Linked DNA regions of Homo sapiens: region 2 is linked to region 1. The links are chromatin contacts, found by Hi-C in ENCODE. All regions are on one chromosome and are shown on one strand. Each heading gives the region's core, a stretch centred on a gene start or an enhancer-like site at or near the end of the contact. The rest is flanking DNA. Distances are from core to core; before and after follow the strand shown.

Region 1 (4,415 bases), core at 1,404-3,903:
CAGCATGAGTCAGGAGAGACCCAGAGTTTAGGCCTTGCTCTGCCACCAACTTGCTGTGTGACTTTGAGCAAGTCAGTGCCCCTCTCTGGGTATCAGTCTCCTTATTGGTAAAAAGAGGCCATTGGTCTGGCGGCATGGAGCATCCCAGGAATGCATTTTCACACGAGGAAGAAACTTCTCTCCAATCTGCTTGGACTCATGGACTTGCCTTGCACTCAGACACACAAATTATGTTTTACATAAAAGCAAATCATGAAACATTTGCTGAACCTCCTCTCCCTTCTGCAAGGGGCACTGTGCTAGATGCAGGGGTTATGACGCTTATGTATTTTTACTCAGCACATGCAAACACAGGCACATGCATACCTTTGTGTCTTAGAATTATTTCCAGGCTATTTCAGTCGGATCTAGATGTTGAGTGCCCAATCCTGATGCTCACCTGCAGGCTCCTGCAGTCTTGGTTCCATCACTTCGCCTCCTGCAGGGCCAGGAGAGCCTTTCAAACAGAAAGAAGAGACCGCAGCTCGGGCAGGTAATCACGGCTGCTTCTGCTTCCCTCTCACAGGTGAGCATCTCCTGGACCACCCTCAAGCTTCAGGTGAGCTGAGCTTCTAACACTACCATCAAAGCAACTGGAACCCCTTGAATTTGATTTCTGGAGACGCGAGCATAATCCTTTTGCAGACATCTCAACGCTGGCTCTCCAGGTAACAGAGGTTAGGCTCATTCAGCAAGGGGATTTCTGCTACTTTTGTTGTTGCTGTTGTTGTTGCTAAGGGTAACCATCAGCAGGGCACCTGTCATTCTCTTTCATGCATCAGTGTCTGTCTCTCCCATCACACCAAAGGTCCGTGGGCAGGATAGTAAGGGGTGCAGATAGTGTGAGTGGATCTGAGCCAAGGTTGCTGGGGTCTCACTAGATTAGCCAAGAAGATAACCCTCGGAGGGGCCAGACAGCTGAGAAGGCTGAGGTGCAGGCTAGCCCACCAGGTTGCTGGCCCATGCCCCTCAAGCTCAACTGGGGAAGGGTGGAACTGTTGCCCAGGTAAGCAAGAACCAGTGGTGGGTCAGAAGTAAAGGTTGGCTGCAGTGGGTGGTGAGAGGGCAAAGGCTGAACTGAGGTCAGATGCTGCATCATTTGGGAGCCAACACTCAAACTGGATTAAGCAAGACAGGCCATTTATTAGCTTTTTAAAATTGGTTTCTAATATATTGGTTTCTAATAATATATATTCCAAATATATATATTCCAAATAATATATTTGGGGCCTATTTATTGGTTTCAAGGCAGGCAGGGCTGAATCCAGGGCTCAAATGATGCTGTTAGGACCGTATCTCACCACATCCGTGTCCTCTGCCTCCCTCCTTGTGAGCTTCAGTCCTCGGTAGCCACTCTCCATGTGGCCGCAGGGCAGGCACCTGCAGATCCAGACTGACGCCTTGCTCATTTCAAATCCAATGGAAGGAGAGCTTCTTTTTCCCAGGCGGTCCAACAAAAATCCCAAAGTCAAGGCTTATTGGATGGTCTTGGGTCACATGACACCTCTGCCCAATCACTGAAACCTGGAGGATAAGATATGCTGATTGGCCAGACTGGGTCAGTTGGTCGGGGGGCAGTCGGTGCGGGGGTTGGTGGGGTGCGGGTGGTGCTGAGGGAGGTGGTCGGGGCTGTGGGGACTGGTCGGTGCTGGGGTGGGGGCGGTCGGTGCTGGGCGGGGGGTCGGTGGTTGGGGGTGGTGTGGTGAGGTCGGTAGGTGTCGTGGGTTGGGGAAGTCAGCCTGAATGCATGAGAGGGGATGGACTTGCAAGGGAAAATCCAAGCATTATTTTTAGAAAAAGGAGAAAGGAATGCTGGGCAGACAAAGCAGCAGATTCTCCCTACTGGTGTCATGTTGGGAGTCGGGGGCGATGAAGCACCCAGGTGGTCGCATGTGTCCCAGTTGGGATTCTTCCTGTGATTTATGGTACCAGGGTTGGCCTCTCTCTAAGTGCCTCATTTTTAGTGAATCTAGTATCTGAAAGCCCAAATTTCACACACACACACACACACACACACACACACACACACACACAGCCCCCATGCCTCTGATGGATCTGAGAGTGGTACTTCACGTTCCAAAAAGATTGTTCCAGAAGGTCTTTCTCATAAAGAGTCCCTGCACTCTCTGATGGCCGCCCCACTATTTCAGCCACCCCAGCGCCTGGCTGCCTTGAGTAGACCTCCACTCGCCGGGAAGGCCTGTTCCTTTTTCCCCCCACCTCCACTCCTTCATGGCTGAGGGGAGTTTCTTGAGCCTCTTTAGGGTTTTTTGCGCTAAATGGGCCCCTTCCCAGAAGACCAACCGCAGCCTTGCTTATCTGAAGCCCCTTAGAGGGACAGGGGAGCAGAGGGGGACGGGCACTGGTTGAGTGGAAGCTCCGTCTCTGGGGGCACGAGGGTACACGTGGCCAGGCCAGCCTGGCAGCCCTGCTGCCCTCCGCCGCGGCAGCTCTGTCCTACATTTAGGGTGCGATGTGTGATTTCATTTGAGCAAATATTCCTCTGCAGAAAAAATACCGAAAACCACAGCTTGTGATGCTGCCTCCCAGGCAGCTGCCCCTTGCTTGGTTTTGGTCAACCACAAACCTCCTGGCCCTCCCCCAGTCTCTCTCGCTCTGTGTCTCGCCTGTGGGCTCCAAAGCTCTGACTCACCATGCAGCCAGCTCAGCGCTCAGCACCACCCTGCCTTATATGGTGAGCTCAGCACCTCTGGGTCAATGAGTGTTAATTCATTTATTCAGCCAATGGCTGTTGAGTGCCTATCATGTGCCAGGAGCTGTTTAAATGCTGGGGATTGAGGGTGAGCAAAGCCCAAAGGTCCCTGTCCTCAGGGTTCCCTGACCTCTCCTCTGGGAGATCTCCTGAGGGCAGGACCCTCCTCTGGGTGTCTTGCCCCCAACCCCTCGCCTGATGTCTCAGACAGTGCTAAACCATAACTGGGCTGGCTTGGTAGATATGTCGGTCAGTTACTTTCCACAGCATTTTGTAAAGCCCCCACCTGTGCCTGATGCAGCAGAAATAGCAGAATGACTTGGTTCTCAGCCTTTAGGACTTAGGGTGTAAGGTGCCACTTGTCATGGCCCTGGGGAGGAGGAAGGGCAGCTGTTAGAGAGATCTGTATGCAGACCTGCTCCTGGAGTGTGCACCTGTTAATAAAACGAATCATACAAGCTCCACTTCCCAGGCATTCGTCATTCATTCAGATGCACTCAACAGGCACCTCAGAGGCCAGATTTTTAAGGGAGACGATCAAAGTCAAGACATCCAAGGTAAAGAATGGGAGGGTCCAGAGCTGAAATATAAAGGAAGGCTTGGGGGTTCAGAGGCCAGAAGGAGATGTTACTGCTGCACAGTGGTGGTGTAAAATCAGGGGATGCAAGGCCTGTGAGCTGTGCCTAGATATAGGCCAGTTTCGGACGTTAGAAAGGACATTCGGGAGGAAGACACAGTGAGAGCAAAGGCCTGGCAGTGGGACCCTGAGGCTTGAAAGACTGTGCCAGGCAGGAAGCCAGATGAACTCGGTTAGCCTTCTTTCCCGCAGGCCTCCAGGCTTGGCCGTGCTGGGCCTGGGGCCATCTTGTCTTCAAGGCTGCTTTCAACTACAGCTTGGGTACGGAGTTTAGTAGCGCCTCCCTTTTCCTTTTGTCCTCTTCTTCCCTGGGAAGGGGAGTTTTGGAGGGCCCTTTCAAAGAGATGGTGCTGCACAAAGACCAAGAGTTCTTAATCCTCTCATTCCTGAGATACTTTACAGAGCTTAGGGCTCATTTTCACTTAGAGCATTGCAAGCAGCTGCCCTAGTGGCATACCCTGGGCTGGAAGTTGGGAGACTTGGGTCCCTGCTGCACTACTGATGTCCTTAGCCTCCTGGCCTATAGTTTGTCAAGCTCCTTCCGCTTGAAACATTGTATTCCATGTCAGACCTGGGTTCGGATCTGAGCTCTGCTAGCAGTACAGCCTCAGTATTCTTATAAGTAAGTTAGAGATAGTAATAGTCACTTCTCGTAAGACTGTGTGAAGATGGAAGGAAATACTTGAATGACAGAAAGTGCTTAACAGAGCACCTGCCAGGGATCAGCATTCAGTGTAGTACTGATGCTATTTGGTGTTGTTATTATTTATATTTCAATCATATTAATATAACTCTGTGGGAGTCTTCAGTGTATAGGTGCCTGTTGGTCCATGTCCCAAAAAACTTGGTGATGGGGACCGGGCACGGTGGTTCATGCCTATAATCCCAGCATTTTGGGAGGCTGAGGCGGGCGGATCTCAAGGTCAGGAGTTCGAGAGCAGCCTGGCCAACATAGTGAAACCCCGTCTCTACTAAAAATACAAAAATTAGCCGGGTGTGGTGGCATTCGCCTGTAGTCCCAGCTAC
Region 2 (4,415 bases), core at 969-3,468, 240 kb after region 1:
GGGATTAATAGGACTTTAGCCAGGGAAAGCAGCTTCTCCCTTTCCCCACACTTCTTGCACCCTAGTCACCTTACTGGGCTGAGAGGTGTGTCTGTTCCATGAGAGGAGAGAGCTAAGGAGAACTTCCAGTTAGGGAGGGGGTGCTGTCAGGCTGCAGAGCAGAGACTTGCCCAGTCCTCAGACCTGGGAGGTCTCCTTCAAGTGTCAAAAGAAGGTATTTGGCCGGTCATGGGCTCACGCCTGTAATCCCAACACTTTGGGAGGCCGAGGTGGGCAGATCACGAGGTCAGGAGATCGAGACCATCCTGGCCAACATGGTGAAACCCTGTCTCTACTTAAAATACAAAAATTAGCTGGGCATGGTGGTCTGCACCTGTAGTCCCAGCCACTCAGGAGGCTGAGGCAGGATAATTGCTTGAACCCAGGAGGCTGAGGTTGCAGTGAGGTGAGATTGCACTACTGCACTGCAGCCTGGGTGACAGAGCAACACTCTGTCTCAAAAAAAAAAAAAAGAAGAAGAAGAAGAAGAAGAAGAAGAAGAAGGCGTTCAGGGCTCAGAGCTAGAGGCTGAGCAGAGGAAGAAGAAGGCGTTCAGGGCTCAGAGCTGGAGGCTGAGCGGAGGAAGAAGAAGGCGTTCAGGGCTCAGAGCTGGAGGCTGAGCGGAGGAAGAAGAAGGCGTTCAGGGCTCAGAGCTGGAGGCTGAGCGGAGGAAGAAGAAGGCGTTCAGGGCTCAGAGCTGGAGGCTGAGCGGAGGAAGAAGAAGGCGTTCAGGGCTCAGAGCTGGAGGCTGAGCGGAGGAAGAAGAAGGCGTTCAGGGCTCAGAGCTGGAGGCTGAGCGGAGGAAGAAGAAGGCGTTCAGGGCTCAGAGCTGGAGGCTGAGCGGAGGAAGAAGAAGGCGTTCAGGGCTCAGAGCTGGAGGCTGAGCGGAGGAAGAAGAAGGCGTTCAGGGCTCAGAGCTGGAGGCTGAGCGGAGGAAGAAGAAGGCGTTCAGGGCTCAGAGCTGGAGGCTGAGCGGAGGAAGAAGAAGGCGTTCAGGGCTCAGAGCTGGAGGCTGAGCGGAGGAAGAAGAAGGCGTTCAGGGCTCAGAGCTGGAGGCTGAGCGGAGGAAGAAGAAGGCGTTCAGGGCTCAGAGCTGGAGGCTGAGCGGAGGAAGAAGAAGGCGTTCAGGGCTCAGAGCTGGAGGCTGAGCGGAGGAAGAAGAAGGCGTTCAGGGCTCAGAGCTGGAGGCTGAGCAGAGTCACAGGCTCTTTGCCGAAAGCCTGTGTGACCTGGGCCGATGTGTGTTTAATGATCCCCAAAGGCTCTTCCTGTCTTAGTTTCTGGAAAGCTGGCTTTCCCGGGGAGATGCTAGCTGGACACAGATGAGGAAAGACTAAAGTTCAGCCTTGCAGCACTCCCTGGGGCCGGCATGAGGGGAAGCACCCCAGCTGGGGCCCCAACACTGCCCTCTGCAATCCAGCCACTCCCAGGAAGGGAGTAGAAGAGCAATAACGTCTTCTGTGGGAGCCTCCTTCACACCGTGCCACAGCCTCCTTCCCCCATACCACCCCAGTCCATTAGGTCCAGCCCCCCTTGCACCGTGCCACAGCCTCCTTCCCCCCTGCCATCCCAGTCCATTAGGTCCAGATGACCTGTGACACACACCCTGGGCCCCCAGCCCTGTGCTGGCCGCCCTGGTGGATGCTGGAAACGCCAGGCGAGCCTCTGGCCACAGAAGGTGGTGCCTGGCCCATTGCACAGGGGCAGCCAAGGTAATCAGTTCAATGCCAGAGCAGTCAGGGAAGGCTTCCTGGGAATGGCAGCAATTGGGCTGGGCTTGCCAAGCTGATTAGTGTGAACTGGTCGACCGAGGAAGGGAGAGCAGGCCTGATGTACAGAAGAGCAGATGCAGAGAGACAGGCAGGACTGTTTACCCTGGAGGGGGAAGGCCCACTCACTGTGTGGGCAGGAAGCTGACTCAGAGTGTGATGAGAGTAACAGAGAACCCAAGTCTCTCTACTCCCAGCCCAGTGCTCATATAATCGTGAGCCCTAGCCTTGCATTTTCATTCTCTTGTCTGGTCATCACTGGACAGTTGCCTCTGCCATGTCTACTGGACAGGACTCAGGATGGTCACCAGCAGCTTTCCCCTGCATCCCTCCCCAAAGCCCAGAAACCCTGACCACCCCGCCGGGCCTGCCTCCTCCCCGGCCTTGGAGCCCAACCTGGACTCTGCAGTTGGTCCTTTGGCGCCATCTGATGGTAGACATATGAAACTACAGCAAATGGGGGGACTGGTGAAGGAGGAAAAGTTGGAGGAGGAAGAGGAGGAAGATGAGAGGGAGATGAGGAAAGAGGAAGAGGAAATAACTTGTATAGCCTATATGGATCACCATGTGCTTTGGTAGAGACAGAAAAATCTAGGCCCTACCGTTTTGCAGCTTTGTGACTTTGAGCAGTTCACAGTTCCTCCCTGAGCCTCAGTTTCCCCATCTGTAAAACCAGGAAAAATAACCCAAACTTAAGTGTTAACCTTTGGCAGGGTATTGACCAAGAGGGAGCTTGAGGGGGCCTTTGAGGGTGTCAGAAATACTTCTGTCTTGATGGTCACACGGTTTTAAAAAGTCATTGAGTTGTACACAAAGTTTGTGTACTTTACTGTATATATAATATATACATTATATGTAATACTATATATAGTATATATAATATAAACATATAATATATAACATATATATTATATATAAATTATATATATAAAAATTATACCTCAACAAGAAAGGAAGCAATAACACTAATCTACCTTTAACGGTGAAAACCAAGAGAAATCATGTAAGAAAGGGGCTTAGCTCAGGGCCTGGCACCAAGTCAGGATGCATTGAGGGCGATGGTTATCCCTGCTGTCACTCAGCACTTTCAAATATAGCTGTGCTTTATTTTGCAATGACCCTGTAAGTTGACTTACTTTTTATAGCTGAGGGATTGAGGCTTGGTGAAAACTTGCTCTAGATGATCTAATTCCGTGCCCTAGACTTTTTCGCCTGGGCATAGCCCTCAAGCTAGGATAGGCTGAGCAGGGCCCAGGGCAACAGAGCTGTGTGGACAGGCTAGCCCTCAAGGGCCACTGCACCTGGCAAAGCACAAGACCAAAATGTTGTCCACTTGTTCCCAGGAGACCTGGCTCTTCCAGGTGATGAGGCACCAGAGGAACTTCTCTCAAGAAAGCAGGCATCAGCTGGCCAGAAGGAGTAAGGGCAGAAGAAGGCAGCAGGGCAGCACAGGGCACAGGGCTGGACAGGCAGATCTGGGTCTGAATTCAGGATCCTCTGGATGAAAGGGGGCAAGCTGCTTCTCATCCATGGGGGTCGGGTTTCTCATCTGCAAAATGGGGACGAGGACACGTGCCCTTCCTGCTGCTCAAGGTTGCTGTGATAGCTGAGTGAGACCATGGAGTGAAGACTCTGGTCCTCCTACTGACCTTACAGGATGGGCAAGAGCCTCTCCATTTTGCAGATGAGGAAACTGAGGCACAGACACTTCAGACCCCACCCAGCTATGACCCATCTCCCACCTGGGACCTCAGCCCCAAGGTGACTCATGGCAGAAACACAGCCCAGGGAAGAGGAACAAAGGTTTTGGGGGGAGGTGGCCTAAAACCTGCCCAGAAACCTCAGTGCTGCAGATGACACAGAACCACCAATACGGCTAAAGGGACTGGGTGGGGCACTTTAGAAAAGCAATAGGAATATCATCCCAGCCCTGAGGTTAATTCAGATCGGGGACCCAGAGTTGGGTTCTCGATGCCTTGTGATGTCCAAGCAGCTTCCCAGGCCTCCTTCCTTCACGGAGCTCCTGGGACCATCTCCTCCTCCTGCATCCTGGACAGGGGTCATGTAATTCCACCCCATTCCCATCACGGGGCCAGTGGCCCCATGTCTTAGTCTGCTTGGGCAGCTATAACAAAAATACCATAATCTAGGTGGTTTACAAAGAGCAAACATGTATTTCTTATAGTTCTGGGAGCTGGGAAGTCCAAGATCAAGGTGCCCCAGATTTGGTGTCTGGTGAAGACCCACTTTCTCATGTACAGATGGCACTTCTTGCTGTATCTTCACAGAGTATAAGTGATGAAAGAGCTCCCTCAGACCTATTTAATAAGGGCACTAATCCCAGTCAACTGTCCTCATGGCCTAATTGCCTCCTCAATGCCCCACCTCCTAATACCATCACATCGGTGATTAGGTTTCAATGTGGGAATTTGAGGAGTACACATTCAGACCATAGCACCCCATGACCTACCTAAGGCCACCCAACTGGTCATAGCCACCAGGTGCTGCAAAAGCCTTGAGCTCATCTAGTGAGAACCCTCATCTATCAGAGAGGGAAAGGGCTTGTCTGAGGCTGCACAGCAGAGCTGGGACTGGAAGCCAGACCTC

Evidence for each region. Hi-C counts contacts between places; a loop is a spot of excess contacts on that map. Pooled maps may share reads with other maps.
Region 2: a loop to region 1 is called in a pooled map, with 4 times the contacts of the local background. The contact joins two enhancer-like sites. A Hi-C loop is called at or near these places in 1 of 168 maps with a recorded cell type or tissue (natural killer cell), 1 of 37 single-sample maps with no recorded cell type and 6 of 50 pooled maps.

The regions. Positions count from the first base shown.
Region 1 is chr11:44,859,763-44,864,177 of GRCh38, forward strand. It overlaps TSPAN18 (tetraspanin 18), which reads left to right. Exons shown (of 10, transcript NM_130783.5): 3 at 566-707. Among named protein-coding and RNA genes, the nearest start is that of TP53I11, 89 kb to the right of the region's middle. RefSeq lists enhancers at 1,736-2,363, 2,364-2,991, 3,092-3,141. Within about 2 kb of position 2,654, at least 12 of the 41 ENCODE cell types and tissues checked have a DNase peak (open chromatin) inside an H3K27ac peak, as active enhancers do.
Region 2 is chr11:45,101,058-45,105,472 of GRCh38, forward strand. It overlaps a transcript of PRDM11 not described here. Among named protein-coding and RNA genes, the nearest start is that of PRDM11, 43 kb to the right of the region's middle. RefSeq lists enhancers at 126-666, 667-1,205 and a silencer at 2,001-2,295. Within about 2 kb of position 2,219, at least 7 of the 41 ENCODE cell types and tissues checked have a DNase peak (open chromatin) inside an H3K27ac peak, as active enhancers do.